2 separate regions of the Homo sapiens genome follow, and region 2 is linked to region 1. The links are chromatin loops, found by intact Hi-C in ENCODE. Cell type or tissue: Calu3. All regions are shown on one strand. Each heading gives the region's core, and the rest is flanking DNA. Links, peaks and the distances in the headings are about the cores only. Region 1 overlaps PLA2G7 (phospholipase A2 group VII). Region 2 overlaps MEP1A (meprin A subunit alpha).

Region 1 (9,731 bases), core at 560-8,559:
TCTGTGCCACACATCTATATTACATCTTCCCGCAAAATAGCTATACTAACGAGTGCTTCATTAGTGTCAGTGGGACACCGGATCATTAAACTTGGCTCGGTTTGTATTAGTAACCAGATGTGCTAGATTTATTCACTCAGCAGGCATTTACTGAGTGCCTCTGTACACCAGGCACTATTCTAGGTCTTGGGAATACAGCAGGGGGAAAAACCATCAAAAATCCTTACACTCACAGAACTAAGTTTTTAGTGGAAGGTGATAAACAACTAACAAATAACATACAAGGTACGTTAGTTGGTGATAAATATTGGAGAAAAATAAAGTAGGGAGGGAAATAGGGAATGTATTGGTGTGAAGAAGGAGGTTAGATTGCAATTTTAAATAGATTGAACCGGGAAAGTGTCACTGAGAAAGTATCACTGGAGCAAAAACCCGGAGGTGAGAGGACCAGTCATTTGGGTGTCAGAGCAAAGAGCATTCCCATAAAAGGGAACACATTCAAAGCCCTCAAAGTGGGGATGGAAGGTGGGTGTGGAGTACTTGGCATGTTTGGTGAATGGCAAAGAAGCAAGTGTGATTGCAGCAGGTGTCCAAGAGGGGCTAGGGGAAGGATTGGGAGTGTGTTGAGTAAAGGTTATGTAGATCATTATAAGCTATTTTGGGTGAATGGCTTCTCCCCCGTAACATATAACACCATTTGGGGGTTTTGTGCAGAAGGGTGACACAATCACTCTGGCTGCTGTGTTGGGGATAGATTTTAGGGTCAAGGGCAAAAGCAGGGAGACTCGTTAGAGGTGATGGCAAATTTTAGGTAAGAGATGATGGTGGCTTGGACCTTTTCTATCCCCCACAAAAGTTGAAGGGCCAAATTTTAGGGGGGAAAATGGATGCACAAATGCAAGATAGTTTTTGCTAATAAGATGTTAGCATACAGACTAATTATAATTTATTATTACCACACATCTCATATTCTCTTGTTTCATTTACTGATTCAACAAGCATCTATGCAATACTACTTCTTCCAGGCCCTCTATTAGGCACTGAGACAACAAATAAGACCTGACTTCTGCTTTTTGGAAACTTATATCATAGTAGGATTATAGAAATTAGCAAGAATATAACATCATATTAACACCCAAAACAACCACAGCAGCAGAAATATAGTCACTATATAATTAAATGATGGAAATAGCCAAAATTTATGAATTATTTACTATGTGCTAGACATACCTATGGATATTATTATGATGATGACAGATGGTTGTTATATTTGTTATATTTTGTTGGCTATTTTTATAGCTGACCATACTGTTATAAAGTTAGAAAACTAGTGACCAAAAACTTAATCTAACTGTCTGAAAGTATTATTTCTCTGCTCTACAATCCAATGTAATCCTTAGTAATGTAGGTAATGGTAATCCTACATTACCAAGGATTTTACCATTGTAGTACCAATCTAAAACCCAGCACAGAAAATACATGTTTTATTTTTTCCAAGTGTTACTAGTACCTCAGCCTTTCTTGATTTGTCAGCTTATTTAAGGCCTCTTCATTGCATACTTCTTTTTTCTTTTAATCATCTGCTTCGAAGGAGACTAAGCTGAAACTGCTGCTCAGCTCCCAAGATGGTGCCACCCAAATTGCATGTGCTTTTCTGCCTCTGCGGCTGCCTGGCTGTGGTTTATCCTTTTGACTGGCAATACATAAATCCTGTTGCCCATATGAAATCATCAGGTAAGAGGTGTATTTGTTCAAGGTCTTGAGCAACTGATCTGTCGCCATACTTCAAGTGGGCCCCAAGAAGTTGCACATCTGCACATCTAAACAAGTCCTATTTAAAGGCTTATGGAGATCCTGTATTCTCCTGGAGTAGGGGAGAGGTTCTCACTTTTTCCTCATTTCAACTGAAATTGAAGAAGCACTTGTGTTCTTCAGTATCAGGACTGCAGGACAGAACCAGGATGGGACATTTTAAGATATACTGGACGCTCAGCTTGCAATCACCACGGAGAACCTCCTTAATGCCACCCCTTCTCTCTCTGACTGCCCTAACGCATGCCCACACAAGCATAGTAATGCAACTGGTCTGGAGTCCACTCCAAGACAGCCTCAAAACCTGCTTCCATGAGGTGAAAAAGAAGCAGGTGTCTTGTTCAACAGGCATACTCCTGGTTAATAGTGGAAAGTCATGTGAGATAACAATTTCAGGTCTTGGGATCCAAAAGGAAACAATCTTTCCTACCTGATAATAGAGAGAAGTAGGGACAAGTAGGTGCTAGGGAGTTCCAGATGAGAATGGATGTGATCACTCATTCTTTCTTGCCTTGTGGTAAGTGGGGAAAGAAAGAGGTGGAAGGCATAGACTAACCCAGGAGGAGTGGCCAAAACGGGACAGCCATCTTTAGACGGCTACATTTAATGTCACTAAGAGAGACCTTAATTGGAAAAAGATTGTTTCTGGAGCTTTGCAAATTCCTGCTCATCCCAGAGGATTGTGATGCATAAACTTCTCTTTCCAGTCTCCTATGGAGAGCAGTGTAGGTGGCTTCTGAATGGTGTCATACTGACTATACCTACAGAGCTGTGCACCTGGATAGTTGTGGGTCACTCTGGATCTAATTGTTCAAGCTTGATGGGTGACTCCTTACGATAGCATTTGCAAAAGAGCTTTCATAATTCAGTACCTTAAATTTTGCCCTACTACATAAGCAGGAAAATGAATGCATTAGGAGAGGTTTTATATCTTATATCTACATTTGCATAGGAAATAGAATAATATCTCACAGGTCCATTCATCCTATAACGCATCAGGAAGTTAAGTCATCAAGGATACACTGGTGACTAAGACAATAAATGTGTAGTCAAATTCAAGGGTCCTGCATCCTAGATGACATTAAGTTCATTTTTCCTACTACCTTTTTCATGGATTGAGAACAGGTAATATCTTAGATGGTGGGAAAATCATCATTCGGGAAACATTTATATCCTTCACTTTTAATTGGTACAGGGTAAAAATTTAAACATTTTTAAAATCCCTTTGTCTTTAAAAATAATTGGAAGGCTGTTGCTGGACTGACAGAAACTTGAGGACAGGGACGTTGCTTTATCTTTATAGTCCCAGCATTGAGCCCAATGCAATGCCCATTCTAAATGTTCAAAAATGAATGCAGGCCGGGCATGGTGGCTCGTGCCTGTAATCTGAGCACTTTGGGAGGCCGAGGTGGGTGGATCACTTGAGGTCAGGAGTTCGAGACCAGCCTGGCCAACATGGTGAAACCCCGTCTATATTAAAAAAAAAAATACATAAAATTAGCTGGGTGTGGTGGTGCACACCTGTAGTCCTAGCTACTTGGGAGACTGAGGCAGGAGAATTGCTTGAACCCAGAAGAAGGAGGTTGCAGTAAGCTGAGATTGCACCACTGCACTCCAGCCTGGGCTACAGAGCGAGACTCTGTCTCAAAACAAACAAAAAAAGAATGCATATATATTGGTTTAAAGTATTAGAAACAGTTTATTAAATAAGATTAAAATAATAGGTGATTCTTTATAATTTCTTACTAAATGAATACACAGAAAATATGGCTATGCAGGTTAAAAGGTTTGTAGGAATGGGCTAGAGATATCCTCTTTACTAATGGAGGACATAAAGCCATATAAGAGTGTAATTGTCCTAGCATGTATACAGTTCATCTCCAAACCCAAGACTGAACATCAGGAATATTTGACAAATGAAAACCACCAAAAATATGTAATAAAATTAATAGCATGCCATAGGTTCCAATCCTCCTATTAAAATAAAGTTGAAGAAAACTAAGAAGAGACATTTATAAATTCTGAACCACAAAACTGTGTGAGTGGTCATTTGATCTGATGAGTCTCCTCCTTCCACTTCCTTAATGATGACTCCTGACAGATGGTTAGAGAATGGGAAATCCAGGCCCATAACCGGGTCAGCTGTAGGCTATGGAGCCTGTTCCACAGCCACCCCCAGGCACCCTGGCACTGGTGCATAGGACCCCATAGACCTATACCAAAACCTGGATCAGCCTGATGATTCCTGAGGTCTTCTCAGAGGTCAGGTGTCCTGGAACAGGCAGACCTCACCTTGACCTGAATGCTCCTGAATGCTGAGTGAGGAAACTTCCCAGGGAGAACAGGTGTTGGACAACCAGGGCACTCCTAACTTATTGGAAAATGTTCCCCTGTCCTTTGGAATTGAGATCTCACAAGCGGAGGCTTGTGTTGGGTGAAACCCTCCCATGCCTCCAGAACTGAGCCTCCAATTCTAGAGGTAGTGTCTCCAACAGCAGCTGTGGCCCTGGGGCTCCTTAGCGAGTTGTGTGAGCCAGAGGTCTCCCTGCAGCAAGCCCTGCACAGGCACACCATGCCTGCCTAGGGGTGGGGTTGCAGTAGCACCAGGCTGCTTACCACAGAAGAAGAAGCAGGTGTCCCTACCTTAAGGTCCTCCTCCTTGGGACTTCACATCTCCCTGTTACACCAGAAGCATGGCTCAGTAGATACTCTTTTAATGGAAGAAGAGCCTTTTGTAATTCAAAATAGACCCTGAAAGTTCACCTTGCAGGTAAAGTTTAAAAAAAAAGTTTCTGGGGTTTGAATCTACCTGGGGAGAGGTTAGACCTGCTAAAACTTCCCTAAGGACTCAGCACAGATTTACCTAGCAAGAGTAAATGGACTCTGGGGAAGGAGTAAACAGCATTATTTGTCTACCCCTTATGTGTCATGTTTTGTACTAAGAACTTGACCTACATTCTCACCTCATCTTTACAACTGTACTGTGGGCTGGTCAAGTGCTTTTATGTCATTTTACGAATGTGGATCAGAGAGGGGAGCAACTAGGCCAGAGGATTATAGCTTGTAAGAGGTACACCTGAAATCTGAAATAGAACCATGTCCCTCCAATTCACAGGGTTTGTTCATCTCCATCCCCTCTCCCCTTGCCTTTCTTGAAACTACCTCCTACCATTTGACCATGGATTGCTGACCTGTGTGTCAGGCAGGTGGTCTGGAACTTCAGCCCAGTGTCTCTTAAACTTTAATGGGCACTCCTTTTCTGATTGAGTGGAATTGTGGTGAAGTCCAGGAGCCTGCATTTCCAAGCTCCAGCTGGTGCCAGTGATGCTGGTCCATGGATCAGCTTTGAGTAGCTGAGCCTTATGTATTGAAAGGCTTCATCATGGGCAGGTGTTTCACACATGAGTCACCAGTGTGGAGGCTGTAAATTGGTTTCTTCCCATGACTCAAAACTTTTCTGGGCAATGTTCCATGGTATTGATGCAGACGCTTTATCTAACATAGCTCTTGATAGCTGGCTAGCAGAGAGTAATCAACTCCCACCATCCAATGGAAGGAATGGGTGGACAAGCTGAATATGTCAAGAAAAGTGAGAGTCTGAATACACTGATATTTTGTAATTAAATATGGATTTGATTGAGGTTTAGAAAGGAGAACGGATGAAGCTGCTGGTGTGTGGAAGATTGCACCAGAGAGAGAAAAGTAGTTTTAGGAGTGGATGAGTAAAATACTGCATGTGATAAAGGGTTTAAAGGAAAACAAGAGAGACCAGTGGCCATTCAAGTTAACTGAGCTTATTTTCACAAGTATTTGTTGAGCATTGACTATGTGCCAGACACTGTGTTAAGAGGATGCAAAGACATGGATATGGCTCTGAAGAAAGAGCCTAGTGTAGCATGCAGACACATAAGTTTAATATGTGACAGGAAGAATGATTACATGTGTGTATACACACATGCACATAGAATCTATGTAATATTGAGGATGAAATGATTAAGTCTGTCTGGGAAATCAGGGAAGGTTTCAGAGAAGACAGGACATCTGACCAAGGTATTAAAGTGTGAATGGGAGTTTGCTAAGGGGATTTAAGCATAGGCAGTAGCATTTACAAAGGTGCAGTGGCATCAACCAGCCCAGTGTGTTGCTCAGGAGTACTGTAGCACAAGGAAGGGGTATAACTTAAGGGGAAGAAGAAGAGGAAGAGTATGAGGCAATGGGCCTCCAGTGGAGGGTTTCTTTGCAGTGCCCAGAAACTTGGGATTTAACTTGTGCACCTGTGAACCTCAGTATGTTTCAACCCCAGAGCACTGGAAGGATAGGCCACATTTTTGCAAGTAGCAGAGTATTGGCTTAGGAAAGCATGTGTAGATTTAAATTCCTCCTACAAACTGCCTTCCAAAAAGATTACAATACATTCCTCCTTCAAGGAAAGAACACTTGCTGATAGGGAGGCATTGAAGGATTTTAAGAATTGTCTGGTGTGATTTGTGCTTTAAATCCCTCCAGGAGCTGTGTAAAGGATGCATTTGAAGGGGTCAAGATCCAACGTGGGTAGAACAGTTAGGAGAGAGAGCAACAGTCTGGTCAAGAGACAGTGAGGGCATAAATGAGACAGTTGAGCTAGAGGGTCAGCGATATATTGTGGAGATCATTCTAAGCTAAAAACTAATGTTAGCAATAGAGGTTTGGGGCTGGGCGTGGTGGTTCACGCCTGTAAACCCAGCACTTTGGGAGGCTGAGGTGGGCGGATCACGAGGTCAGGAGATCAAGACCATTCTGGCCAACGTGGTGAAACCCCGTCTCTACTAAAAATACAAAAATTAGCTGGGCATGGTGGCACATGCCTACACCTGTAATCCCAGCTACTCAGGAGGCTGAGGCAGGAGAATCACTTGAACCAGGGAGTCGGAGGTTGCAGTGAGCCAAGATTGCACCACTGCACTCCAGCCTGGCAACACGGTGAGACTCTGTCTCAAAAAAAAAAAAAAAGAAAAAGAAAAAAGAAAGAAAATAGAGGCTCCGTTGAATGTAGGGTGGTTGGTGAGAAAGAGGTAGGAGAATAGGATGATTCCCAGGTTTCTGGCTTGTGGTGCAGGAGATGAGGAGTTCTTGAGTTGCAGGCTGTGTGGTTGGAAAGTGAGAAGGGAGAGTTGAAAGATGATCATTTAGTTTCATTTTGGAAACTAGTTTCATTTTGACATTCTTATGGGAAGGACATCAGGTAGAGATGCTCAAGGAGAAGTTATAGGCACAAATCTGAAATGTGAAATAAAGTTCATGTTTAGGAAAAACAGATTTGTGAAGTCATCTTTAATTTACTCTGGATAGAAGTAGAATGAGAGGGCAAGGCTGCAAACATTAGGAGGTAACAGTCCAAGGCAGCTTGAGAGAAAGGCTATGTCTACTTTCATCTCTTTACCCTCCAAAACCCCTACACAGTGTTTCAAACAGAGCAGACCCTCAATAATTGCATATCTTACTTGTTAGGTTGAGAAAGAAAGAAGGCCAGAAACTATGGGAAGTAACTTGATTCCGTTGGAATTCTTTTGCATAATAAAATCTGATATGTAATGGATGACAAATGAGATAATATTTACCTGTTTTTCAGCATGGGTCAACAAAATACAAGTACTGATGGCTGCTGCAAGCTTTGGCCAAACTAAAATCCCCCGGGGAAATGGGCCTTATTCCGTTGGTTGTACAGACTTAATGTTTGATCACACTAATAAGGTAATGCTTTGATTTATACAACTTATCCTGATACTCTAATATTGTCTGTCGCTATGGACCACTAGAAGGTGTTCAAATGTGACCTTGCCCTCACCTGAGAATGACTCATTTTGCAATTTGTATTGTTTCATATGAAGGCTTTTACTAGTTTGGCCATTCCTCAATTCTTTGTTATTGTCTGATTAATTTCTCTATAAACCTTATTTTTCACTTCCTTAATACCTGAAGCCAGGCTGCTTGTATTTTCCTTTCACTGAGATAGAATATTGTTTTTCTGTTTCTCTTTCATGACTATCTTCAATCACCACAGCAGCCTAAAAAGTTCTTTAGACCTTTTTGTGAACACAGAGGTATTTGAGTCCCCACTAATTAAATATGCAAAATAGCTGCTGGAATATGTTTGAGACACAACTTCTCTAAAAGTGCATTAATTTCTTTCTTAACAGGGCACCTTCTTGCGTTTATATTATCCATCCCAAGATAATGATCGCCTTGACACCCTTTGGATCCCAAATAAAGAATATTTTTGGGGTCTTAGCAAATTTCTTGGAACACACTGGCTTATGGGCAACATTTTGAGGTTACTCTTTGGTAAGATTTCTGTTGATCCTTCTTTGTAGGCTCTTGCATGTATGAAAACCTTGAAAACAACAAGAACTTCAAGTAGTTAAGACCAAAGTAGATTTTTCTTCAGTCCAAATAGCTCCTAAAATGATAAGGAAAGTATTTCTTTAAAGCCCAGGCAACTACGACAGAATCAAGGTTCTCATTTTGTCCATTCTGAGTTGGATGGGAGTGGCCGAGAGTATCAGACTGACTCTGACATCTTTCTGTGGCTGCTCTTTAGTTTTCATCTGACATACCATGGAGAAGGCAATACCGTGGTGAGAATAGCAGGTTATTTGGTGTGGCCACTATCCCGCATGCTCTGTGCTAAAGTTAGACAAAAAGAGAAAGAAAGTAGAAGCCATCAAACTCTCCAGATCCAAAACAAAGGAGTCAAAGCTAATGCCTTTCTTGTCATACATGAAGAGACTCTACTCTCATTCCCATCACCTACCCCCATCGCTAAGACAATCTGATGTGTATTCTTCACTTACTGTCTACATTCTGCTAATATAGACTTTTCCTTCCTTATCTGTTTGACTAGACACTACTGTTGGACTGATGTTAACTGTGTCTTCACATTTACCCCTCAAAACGATCTACAAATTTTGGGATTCATCTTAAACATCGGCTTTTAATTTTCTTAAAAACCACTTATAACAGACATGAAAATAGCATAACTCTGCATATTTATGTTGCAAAATAATTTATAAATCACTTCCATAGCAATCATCACATTCAGTCTTTATGACTGCATCTGCATTTTATAGATGAGAAAATGAAACACAAATGATTGCTGATAATAATGGTGACAATAAAAATTGAGAAGTGAAAGAAGACAATATTTCCATTTTTTGAGCCCCTTACTATGTGATGGATTGCACCACTGCTTTACATATATTACCTAATTAAATAAAATTCTCACAAAAACCCTATGAAAGAGATATCATTTTCTGAAGTTTACAGAAGAGGAATCTGAAGTACAGAAAGTTTAAGGAACTTGCCCAAGATCCATAGTTAGGAAGTGGCAGAGCTGCATCCATGACTCAGTATGAAGTCAGTGGTTTCTCTACCTTTTCCTGCATGATTATGACCAAATCATAATGAACAGAGTCTCTGTTTCTTAGATTCTGGCTCTTAGTGTAATGTATCCAAGGTTTTATGGGTAGTTTGGTTTCAGAACATTCCCTTTAAAATTTTTCCAAAACCTGGGAATGGCAGTAAGTAGCAGCCTTTATGAATACACCTATAAGTGGGAAAATCTCTCACCTTAAGTCCAGAGCTGTCAGTAAGAACTCATCGTTAATGATCCTATGGTCTGAGGAAAGAACTTACGCCGGGTGCGGTGGCTCACGCCTGTAATCCCAGCACTTTGGGAGGCTGAGGCAGGTGGATCACCTGAGGTCGGGAGTTCACGACCAGCCTGACCAACATGGAGAAACCCCATCTCTACTAAAAATATAAAATTAGCCAGGCGTGGTGGCGCATGCTTGTAATCTCAGCTAATCGGGAGGCTGAGGCAGGAGAATCGCTTGAACCCGGGAGGCAGAGTTTGCAGTGAGCCGAGATTGTGCCATTGCACT
Region 2 (9,731 bases), core at 1,181-9,180, 110 kb before region 1:
AAGAAGTCAGCATTTTCTTTTACTAATCCTGAATGATTTTACCTTCCAAGGCCTCATCTCTATCCTGAGAATTGACTTCTTAGAAATCAGTGAGTAATAGCAAGTTTATTTCATTTTTTTCTGACCCAGTCCTCTCCAAACACAACTTAGTGATATCCCCTAGTGTTACCTTAGAAAAACTTATTCTGCCAACTCTCAGCTGCAGGTTTCTAGGAGAGCAATAGTTTGGCTGAGTGGAGGCTGACATACAAGTGGCAGCCCTGGCCTCCCTTAGCCTGGGAAGGATGAAGCCTGTTGGGGACACATAATGGAATCTGGCATCTAAGGGCCTGTCAGGCAAAGATATGCAGACCTATGGCTTTGGAGCCCAGAAACAGATGGGCCTTCCCCAGTAAAAGGAACCAGAGGGCTTCTTGGAAGAGTGATTGATTCTATGGGTGGGGCAGGAAAAATTAAAGATGAGCCTAGAGCATGTTATGGTGCCAGAAAGTAACATTGTGTTCATAAAATCTGATGTTGAAAGAGCACAGGAGCCAACCTGGAAGAGCTCCCAAAGGCCAAAGCTGGGACAATAGAAGCAACAAAATAAATCATGAAATTATTGCAACAGAGCCCACTGAATAAAATTAATGTTTATGATTCCTTCGTGATGTGAATAAACAATCACATAAACAAATTAACGGGGTGAAGGTGCCATTCTTCTTTACAGGAGATTATAATTAATGAATGTGAAGGATATAGGAAATCAACATTAGAAGATCTCAGTGGTGAGTATTGCAGCAGGATGTGTCAACAGATGCTGAAATTAGTGTGTGAGGATTTGAGGAAAAGCAGAATGTCTCCATGGTCTTGGAATATCTCTCCCAATATACGTATTAATTACAGAGGGAGAAATGGTAACTCTTCAGTGGAGAGGCCTGGTGGACATGCTGTTGGCCAGATAATGAAGGTTGACATCACCAGTAATGACATGTATAGGCATCATGTACCTGTTCACACGCTGCAGCGAGAAGGCATAGCACATCTTTACTAATCTTGCCACAAATGTGAAACTTCAATCTAATCATGTAAGAACAAGATGAACCAAAAAAAAAAAAAAAATCCCTGACCAGTAATCTTCGAAAGTGTCAAGGTAATGAAGGACAAGAAAGAACTGAGGAATTGTCCCAAATTGGAGGGGATTAGGAGACAGGAGACATAAAAGCTAAATGTAATGTGAGATCCAGAATTGGATCCTGAAATAGAAAAAGAACATTAGTGGGAAAACTGGGAAGAGCTGAATAAGGCCTGTAATTTATTTACTAGCATTGTACCAATGTTCATTTCTTGGCTATGCTAATTGTACTATGGTTTGTGTAATATGCTAACATTAGGGAAAGCTGGGTGAATGGTATAGAGAAAACCTCTGTAGTATTTTTGCATTGTATCTGTAAGTCTAAAATTATTTCAAAATAAAAGCTACAAAAAGAGAAAAAAAAGGAGACTAAAAAGAACTCAGAAGAAATGTAAATTTTTGAGGCAGGCAGAATAGCTTCTACATCTGCTACTGTTCAAATGGAACTGTTGCTTCTGTCATCACATACCTCCTTTTGTGAAACAGTTTTTAGGGTTTTATGCAAGCAAACATTATAAAAAGAACTATAAAATATAGCAAACTGTGCTGCCAGACAGACCTAGATGCAAGTCCCAGCTTCAGCATTTTCCATCTGGGTACATTTTAGATAAATTACTTAATCTTTCTAAGCTTCAACTTCTTGACACACTAAACGGGGATAAGGAGAGCCCTTATGTCACAGGTGGCAGTGAGAATGAATTTAGATCATGCGTGTAAGATGCTCAGGAGACTACATGATGCATAACAAGGGGTCAGAAATATCAGGTGTTCTTACTACTATTATTGAAAATATAACTGTAATAATAGTACAGTGTAAATGACAGACTATAGAACTAATAATAATTAGGAACTAATAACATCTGTAGTCAGCAAAGATTTAAGCTTGGTCTTGAGACCCACCCTCATGGAGTAGAAAGTCCCTAGGCTAGAAGCCATCTTGGGTGTTGTTAGAGTTAGAAATTCCAACAACATCCAAGATGCTGTTGACAATACCCCAGAAGAGGGGAAAAGGGGTGAAAGTCAAGAGACAAGGTGACCTGGGAAGCCTCTGTCCTGGCAGCATAAGCCCATGAATCCAGGGCACACCTTTGTAGAGTCAAAGAAAACCGCATTCAGTTGACCATCTGAGGTAGTCTTCGCCCTACTCTGCAAACAGCAGCCTTTACCAGGAGCAAGCATGCACACGGCCCAGGTCTGCTGGCCTGCCTGTCTCCCCAGCCACAGAGCCTACCTGCAGCTCGCCATCCCCTTCACGTTCACACAGATGCCGTCATTTTGGCAAGGGTTTGGGTCACATGGGTCTCTGAAGTACTGTGGCCAGTTATGGTCCTCCAGGGGGCCTGTGTTCTCCACCGACCGCTTCTGTCGGCTGGGCTGCCCCTGGCTCAGGCTGACAGGTAGGGCTTCCTCTAACATGGCCTTTCCCGAACCTTCTTCGGAGACCTGCTGCTCCTGGCCTTGGAGAATGAGGCCTTGGGGGCTCAGTCTTTTGCCTTTAGTGGGAACTTCAGTCTGGCTGAGGTGGGTGATATCTTCAGGAAATAGAGAGTCATGAGGAAGATCCAGGATTAGTAACTGACTACAATTAACTCCCACTTCTGGTGAAAGTTCCCCAGCCTGCTTCTATCTCCCATCACCCCTAGTGACATGGAAAAGTGGCTTTGAATCCAGCTGATTCCCACAGTATTAGCTACTTTTATTTTAAAGTAATCCAGTCACATTTTTATTTATTGAATTTGCAAAATGAAGCATAAAATTAGCATGGATAGGCTGATGGAAACTAAATTGAAATCAGTGAACGGTTACCTCTGATAAAATTATCAAAAAGATGACACTAAAATTTCAGTTTCTTTCAAGGACAATTAAAATAAAGATGTGAGTCCTTGACCAATTGAATAAAATGTGATTCTCCTACAACACATTGTTTTAACCTCATCCCCACCCTCCGTGTGTGCTTTAAAAATCAGGATAAAATCAGTAGAGTGCCAAGAGCATAGGATTATTTACTCAGGAAGACCAACAAAAGTACCTTCAAAGTCCACAAATATGATGAGGTCATCATTTTTCAGGAAACTCCTCCTTTTCAGCATTTGGTGGGAAATGAAACCACTCCAGCCCAAGTCGATGCTTCTAAAACAATTACAGTCCGTATGATAGGTTCCCACCCTGGACGGCCTGTCCCAGATGACAGTGTCATTTATCGCTGCAAAGTTGTAGGTAACATAAAATCACATTACCTCTTTAGACTTCACTTTCCAGTTTGTCTTTAATGAGGATACAGGGCTTTGTGAATCAGAAATAAATAAATAAATAAATAAATAAATAAATAAATAAATAAATAAATATAAAAATAAAAAAAGTGTTGGAAAAAAATTAGGCTATTTACTATTTCCAGGAGAATTGCAATTCAGAATTGAAAGATGGGAGAGGCAGAGAATCACAGCTCTGAGTGATCAGTTGTCTGCTACTGAGCGACTTTCTTAATGAAAAGAGAGGGACAGCTACGGCTTCTTTCTTCTAAGGCTTAAGTCTTCTCTTTTGAAAAAAAAAAAAATTAGTGCCAGGCGTGGTGGCTCACGCCTGTAATCCTAGCACTTTGGGAGGCCAAAGCGGGTGGATTGCCTGAGCTCAGGAGTTCAAGACCAGCCTGGGCAACACGGTGAAACCCCATCTCTACTCGGGAGTCTGAGACAGAAGAATTGTTTGAACCTGGGAGGTGGAGGTTGCAGTGAGCCGAGAATGCGCCATTACATTGCAGCCTGGGCGACAGAGGGAGACTCCATCTCAAAAAAAAAAAAAAAATAGTTTGCCCATTTCTTTACTGATGTAAGTTTACTTCATGAACATAGTAACATTGAGTACTATTTTAGGAGTAAGTACATTAGCTCTGCACAGAGCCCAGCAAGTTCCAAGTATTTGATAAATGATTAGCAGTATCTATTTCCTCAATCACAACGAGCTCAGTGAGGCAGGGATCACCTGATTCACTTGTATTCTAAGTACCTAGCACCGACTTTGGCACATGGTAAGCCCTCAATAGATGTTTGATGAGTGAATTTAGGAAAGGGAAGGAGGATGTGATGGCATTGAAAATCTTGACTTGAAACTCCAACAAGACTATGTTATTGGTATTCCCAAACAGACAATGTGAGGAGAACGTTACTCTTTCTTGCACCACAGAATCACATCTGTGGGCCTCTCTGGTTCAAGGGGCAGTTCTTATTTGCGCTGACACCACCCACCTGGAGATGTGTGCGACTTCGAGGTAGTGAACACCATGCTTGAGGACATCCTGTTCCGGACATCAGGCTCCTGGTCAAGGATGGTAATTATCACCTGTCTGTTTTCTACCGGCCACTCCAGGATAGCATCGTTCTCCCCACTGCACACATGAAAAGCAAGTCTCAAGTAACCAGAGCTTTCTCTGCTATTTGGGTATAAAGTTACCCCAAAACCATATCCCTCCGAATTGTAGAATCGAGGGCTCTGAAGCTTGTCCCCTTTGCTGGTGTTCTCAAGGACTTGGGAGAAATTCCGGACTGTCCAGACCCCTGTGGGGCAGGGGGTTTCTGTCAGAGTGATGTCATCTAGGTAAATTCCCCCAGTTGAGTTCTGAGGGTCGCCTTTTGTGCCCTGGAAAAGGTAGCGAAACTTCTGTTCCTCTTTGAGCACCACATGGGCAATTTTCCAATTGTGGTCATCATCTCCTGAGGACAGAGAACAAGGCTGGTGAGAACTGTGACCAACACTTAATGAGTACTTATTATGAGTTTGGCACAGTGCCATGTGCTTTCCATAAATTATCTCATTAAATCCTCACAACAGCCCTATAAAATAGGTACTGTTATAAACTGGTTAAGTAACTTTTCCAAAGTTACATACCTAATAAGGAAAAATTGTTTTTTAAAATACTATGATTTATTTTAAAATTCACATTCAAATCTTAACCGTGAATTTGTTTTCCACTATAAGAATCCAGGTTCTGGATTTCCTCCTGAGTTGGCTGGTTCAACTGTAACCCCTAAGGTTAGCAAAGAAAACCCAAGTGTTAGGCTGAATCATATAAAATAGCCATTTTCTAAGCCAAAAGTAAAAAAAATAGTAACTCCATATGGTCCGACCTGTCACTTGTTGCCAGAGAGCTATAAGGAATGCTGAAGAGCAGATAATAACCTGTAGGACTGACTGGATCTTCCCTACCTAAAACTGACTCCCTCTCCAACATCTAGACTTTTTTCTCTTCCTTATATTATCTGAAAGTCCACCATGTAGGGGAGCAAAGTAAGCCAAATAGAGTACTATTGTCTGGAAATGCACGTTCTAATAAAGATTAGGTCTACTTGCTTTTTCTCTGAGCATGAACTAGAAGTGGGACTTTCGAATTAAGAGCTGAGGAAAGATGGTGAGAAGGCCGTTCTAGAACATAGGATCCTGGGTTGAACAGTATAAGAAGCCAGACAGGAGCTTGGGGGTACTGGAGAGAGGAAACTGCGAAAGCAAAGCAACTCAATTCCGCAAAGAGATGTGCCTACACTGATATTTTTGCACAGGGTATTCCCTAGAGTTGGGCTTGAAGAGGAGAGGAAAAATGCTTCCAAGTGGAAGTCATGTTGGCTAAACTGAGTTCCTACAGATGAGTGTCTTTTTTCCTTCTTCTGTGTCTTTTAACCAGATATCTACTTATAGAACTATACTTTCCCTGAAAAGGAAAAGACCTTTAATCTCCCTTGTGTTTTCAGGCCATTCTCTCTAAGTACAACTTCAAGGGACAGGTCTAACAATGTTCTGTTTCTTAGGGTGGAGCTGATTATGGCCTGTGTGGTTAGGTTACATGGGAACACAGGAGAGAGGTAGGTTACATGGGAACACAGGAGAGAGGTAGAGAAGGCACACGACCACCTCTGTAACATACAAATCTAGGCAGCTGCCCTCTCCTGCGGAGAGCATGGCAGCCTAGTGGAAGACACATGGACTTGAAGGGTAATAGGTGCCAGAAAGTCTAGGAATAGGAACAGAGATATAGGATTTGAACTATTTATCCAGCAGGTTATAGATCATGGGAATTCTGTCAAGAGAATAGGATTCTGTTCTTGCTGATTAGTACCTGCTTTGTTTTTTCTTAATATAGGATGTCAAAATGAGGTTGAGATGGGGGAATCTGGCACTGGGAAGGAGACCCAAGAGGCTATACCACATAGGCAGAAATTCATCTATGAAATTATTAAGATGGTTTCGTTTACATGCTTCCACAGGGCTGCCCTAAATCAGTCAGGCAATAATGCTACTACGATTGTTTGAGACAAATTTAATCCCTGTTAGTTCAGAATTGTCTTCTATAAGGAAGTCCTGGCCTCAGTAAAAACGTGTGTGTGTGCATGTGTGTGTACATACACATAGTTGTATGCCAACATTTTTCATGTAAGTTTGTATATAAGCATTATGTATGTAACATATATTATATACAGATATGCATATGGAGACATTTTGTGTGTAAGTGTTTTGGTCAAAATATACATTTTGCAAAACTTAAAAGCTATTCAAATTGGTTGCGACTGTCTTAAGTTGAATATCACATAAACAACACTAAGTGATATTCAACTAACCTTTTTGAAAAGTTTCATTGACAAACCAGTATCAGAACAGACTACTTAAAAAAACCTTTCATACAGTGTTCCCAGGGAACGTACACAGGCATACTCTGAATTCAATGAAACACAAAGCACAGCAGTGTAAGAAACTAAATTAAGCATAGGATGTTTGCTTGATTGATTTTATGCTTAGAAGTAACGCTTTTAGCTTTAGATGAAAGTGAGTGATAATAGGTCCCATCAATATTATTGAAACTCTAACTCATTTTCTCATTAAATATTTACAATCCTTGGTAACATAACACATCCTCAACTCTTAAAGAGTATCTAGCTGTCATCCTTTTATCATATAAACTATAATAAATTTCAACCAGAAAAGTGAACCCCTCAAAACTGTGATTTGTAGAGTTCCCAGGCAGCCCACAGAGTGGCTTGGATATAGGCGATTTGGGCACCTGTTCTTACAAGTGACCTCTAAGGAAGGTTTCTTCTTCAAGAGCAGCAGATATATAAAAAATAATTCCTTTCCCTGGACTCATTTCAATTGATAAATTAAATGCTAAGGTAGGCAGTTGGATGCTAGGATAATCTGGCCATAAATCAAGATCCAGGGTTATAAACAAAGTATTTGCTTTCTTTTGTTATGGTGGTGGTTCATTCATAACTAGGAAAAGGGAGACAGGCTTTCTTACTTTTCAACAAAAATTTCTCCATCTATAATCATTTACATGCTGACCTTCTTATATAAATATACAAAGTGACACTTAGGAACATGTTAGTGATTATAGGAAGTTAACATATACCAATGACTTATTTGCCACCAACTTCACAAGTAGGCTTCAAGTTACTTCAGCATATTAAATAATGGTATCATTTGTTTTTCTGAAACAGATGCAAAACACTTTGGTCAATTTTTTTTTTTTTTTTTTTTTTTTTTTTTTTTTTAGATGGAGTCTTGCTCTGTCACCAGCCTGGAGTGCAGTGGTGCAATCTTGGCTCACTGCAACCTCCGCCTCCCGGGTTCCAGCAATTCTCCTGCCTCAACCTCTCAAGTAGCTGGGACTACATGCGCGCGCGCCACCATGCCCAGCTAATTTTTGCATTTTTAGTAGAGACGGGGTTTCACCATGCTGGCCAGGATGATCTCAATCTCCTGACCTTGTGATCCACAAGGCCGCCTCGGCCTCCCAAAGTGCTGGGATTCCAGGCGTGAGCTGGTCAACTATTTAACTACTCTCTCTCCCGCAGCATCAATTCGCACAGGTCTTTTACCTTCTTATCTCCACTCCTGAACCATCCATTTTCTCAGTCTTGGCCTTTGCTTTCTCTAAATTTCCAGTGAAAACTGGATTTGTATATTCTGATTGGCTTCTTACAAAAGTATATTTCATCCCTACCTAAGCCCAAGATACTGCTTCTAATTTCTCAGTGGTTAAAACATTCATAGAGTAATTAAAACATGCCATATATTATGATAGGCTCTGAGAAGAGAAGAAAGTGGGTGGAGGAAAAGGAGGAGGAGAGAGAAGAAGGAGGAGTAGGAGGAAAGAGGGAAGGAGGAGAAGAAGCAGGATCCCGGATTTTAACCCAATCCATTCCTCGTGTGAATGCCTCTAAGTACCTTGAAAAGTCTGCACCTTCACCAACTTGCGAACATTGCCTGTGCTGTCATCCCTCCTGACCCAGACAACGAGTCTGTCTGAAGGACTTCCCGTCATTTTATAGAAAAATTGCAGGCACTGCTGCTTCCTCTTTGGGTAAAGAATCCGAGACTCCAGTAGGGCTGCCTCTTCCGCGGACCCCGAGCTGGTGCTGAACTGCATGAAGTAGCCGGCACCTATGGAAAGAGCAGCCAAACATCACACGTCTGGCTTCCCACACCCCAGGGTTCTGTCCACCCAAACAAAGTGAAATAGTGAACCACAGCCATTGTCCAGGCAACAAAAACTAGAACTCTTCGGAGGAAAATAAAAAGAAGGACATTTGTCAGTAAATATTCTCTGTCTCAATGGACTTAGTCACTGGCTAAAGCTTGCTCTCCACTGTTGTGTTTGATTGCCTTTGTTCCAAGATTGTGAAATATATACCTTTGACTTAAAGAAACACAGGCTTCAAGCAATGTTTGATGGAATTTTGTGTCTGTGAGATGAATTCTATTTTTCTCATTGACTTCATTCTTTAAATTAGAGATTCATTCCAAGGAAAAGAGTTGGGTTGGTCTGGTTGTTGTATAAGACACTGGAATTCAAAGATTTAGGATTTGGTTTTAAACATTGACAATAAGGGTTCAATTTCCCCTGTTGCTAGCCTAATAACTGGGTGTATTATCAGTGGCAAAAAAGTAATCTTTACTATATTATAAGAAGGGCTATTCAGGACACATTAGAGACTAAATGGAAATTTCCCCTGAATGTAAAGGAAGGAATTGGAAGGACACTGAAGAGGGTGAAAAGTGTCTACATTAGTGCCAGAGATAGGGTTTACCTGACTCAGATATCTCAAAACTCTTTCCCCTAAAAACAGTCAAGCAGCCAAACAAATGTACCGTTTGGTAAACCACACACTTGTCAAAGTCAAGCACAATGAAAAATTCTTGCATATGAAGAGGTTCTTTATACTGTGTTCCAACACTCAACTCCATATCAAAATGCTTCCATCAAAACATTTCACAAGATAAAAATAAAGTGAGTGTACAGTATAGTGCTGGATACTCCAGCGTTGCTCCGTGATGCTCCCAGCTTCATCCTGCCTCACACTGAGGCACGTGCCTTTCATATCAGCAGCAAGCAATGATGGTTTAAATAAGCTTCCCACCAAGCTTAAAATATCAAACGACTTTAATATTAAATCAGGGCAAATTATATTCCCTTGTATCTTCTTCTCAATATTTGAACTTGCCTGAGACCTCTGAATTATAATTATATATTGAATGCCTGGGTTAGAAAAAAAAAAAAAACAGCGCACAAGGCTATAAAGGTTTCTAGGTAATTCTTACTCAGGAATTCTTGCCCAGGTGTATTATGAAGCAT

The links. A loop is a pair of places that touch in the nucleus more often than their neighbours do. Peaks named below come from ENCODE experiments on the same cell type or tissue, not always from the same donor. Only the 100,000 strongest peaks of a DNase experiment are listed, where the experiment ranks them.
Region 2: it touches region 1 in a loop (3-fold over the local background); 6 of 110 quality-filtered maps call a loop at or near these places.

What each region holds. Positions count from the first base shown.
Region 1 is chr6:46,714,786-46,724,516 of GRCh38, reverse strand. It overlaps PLA2G7 (phospholipase A2 group VII), which reads left to right. Exons shown (of 12, transcript NM_005084.4): 2 at 1,592-1,734; 3 at 7,421-7,542; 4 at 7,989-8,133. The coding sequence starts at 1,626. Among named protein-coding and RNA genes, the nearest start is that of PLA2G7, 16 kb to the left of the region's middle. In Calu3, for the core only: no CTCF peak of the experiment used is centred there; a DNase peak (open chromatin) is centred at 5,246.
Region 2 is chr6:46,828,164-46,837,894 of GRCh38, reverse strand. It overlaps MEP1A (meprin A subunit alpha), which reads right to left. Exons shown (of 14, transcript NM_005588.3): 10 at 8,324-8,539; 11 at 4,357-4,821; 12 at 3,144-3,317; 13 at 2,346-2,646. Among named protein-coding and RNA genes, the nearest start is that of MEP1A, 40 kb to the right of the region's middle. In Calu3, for the core only: no CTCF peak of the experiment used is centred there; no DNase peak of the experiment used is centred there.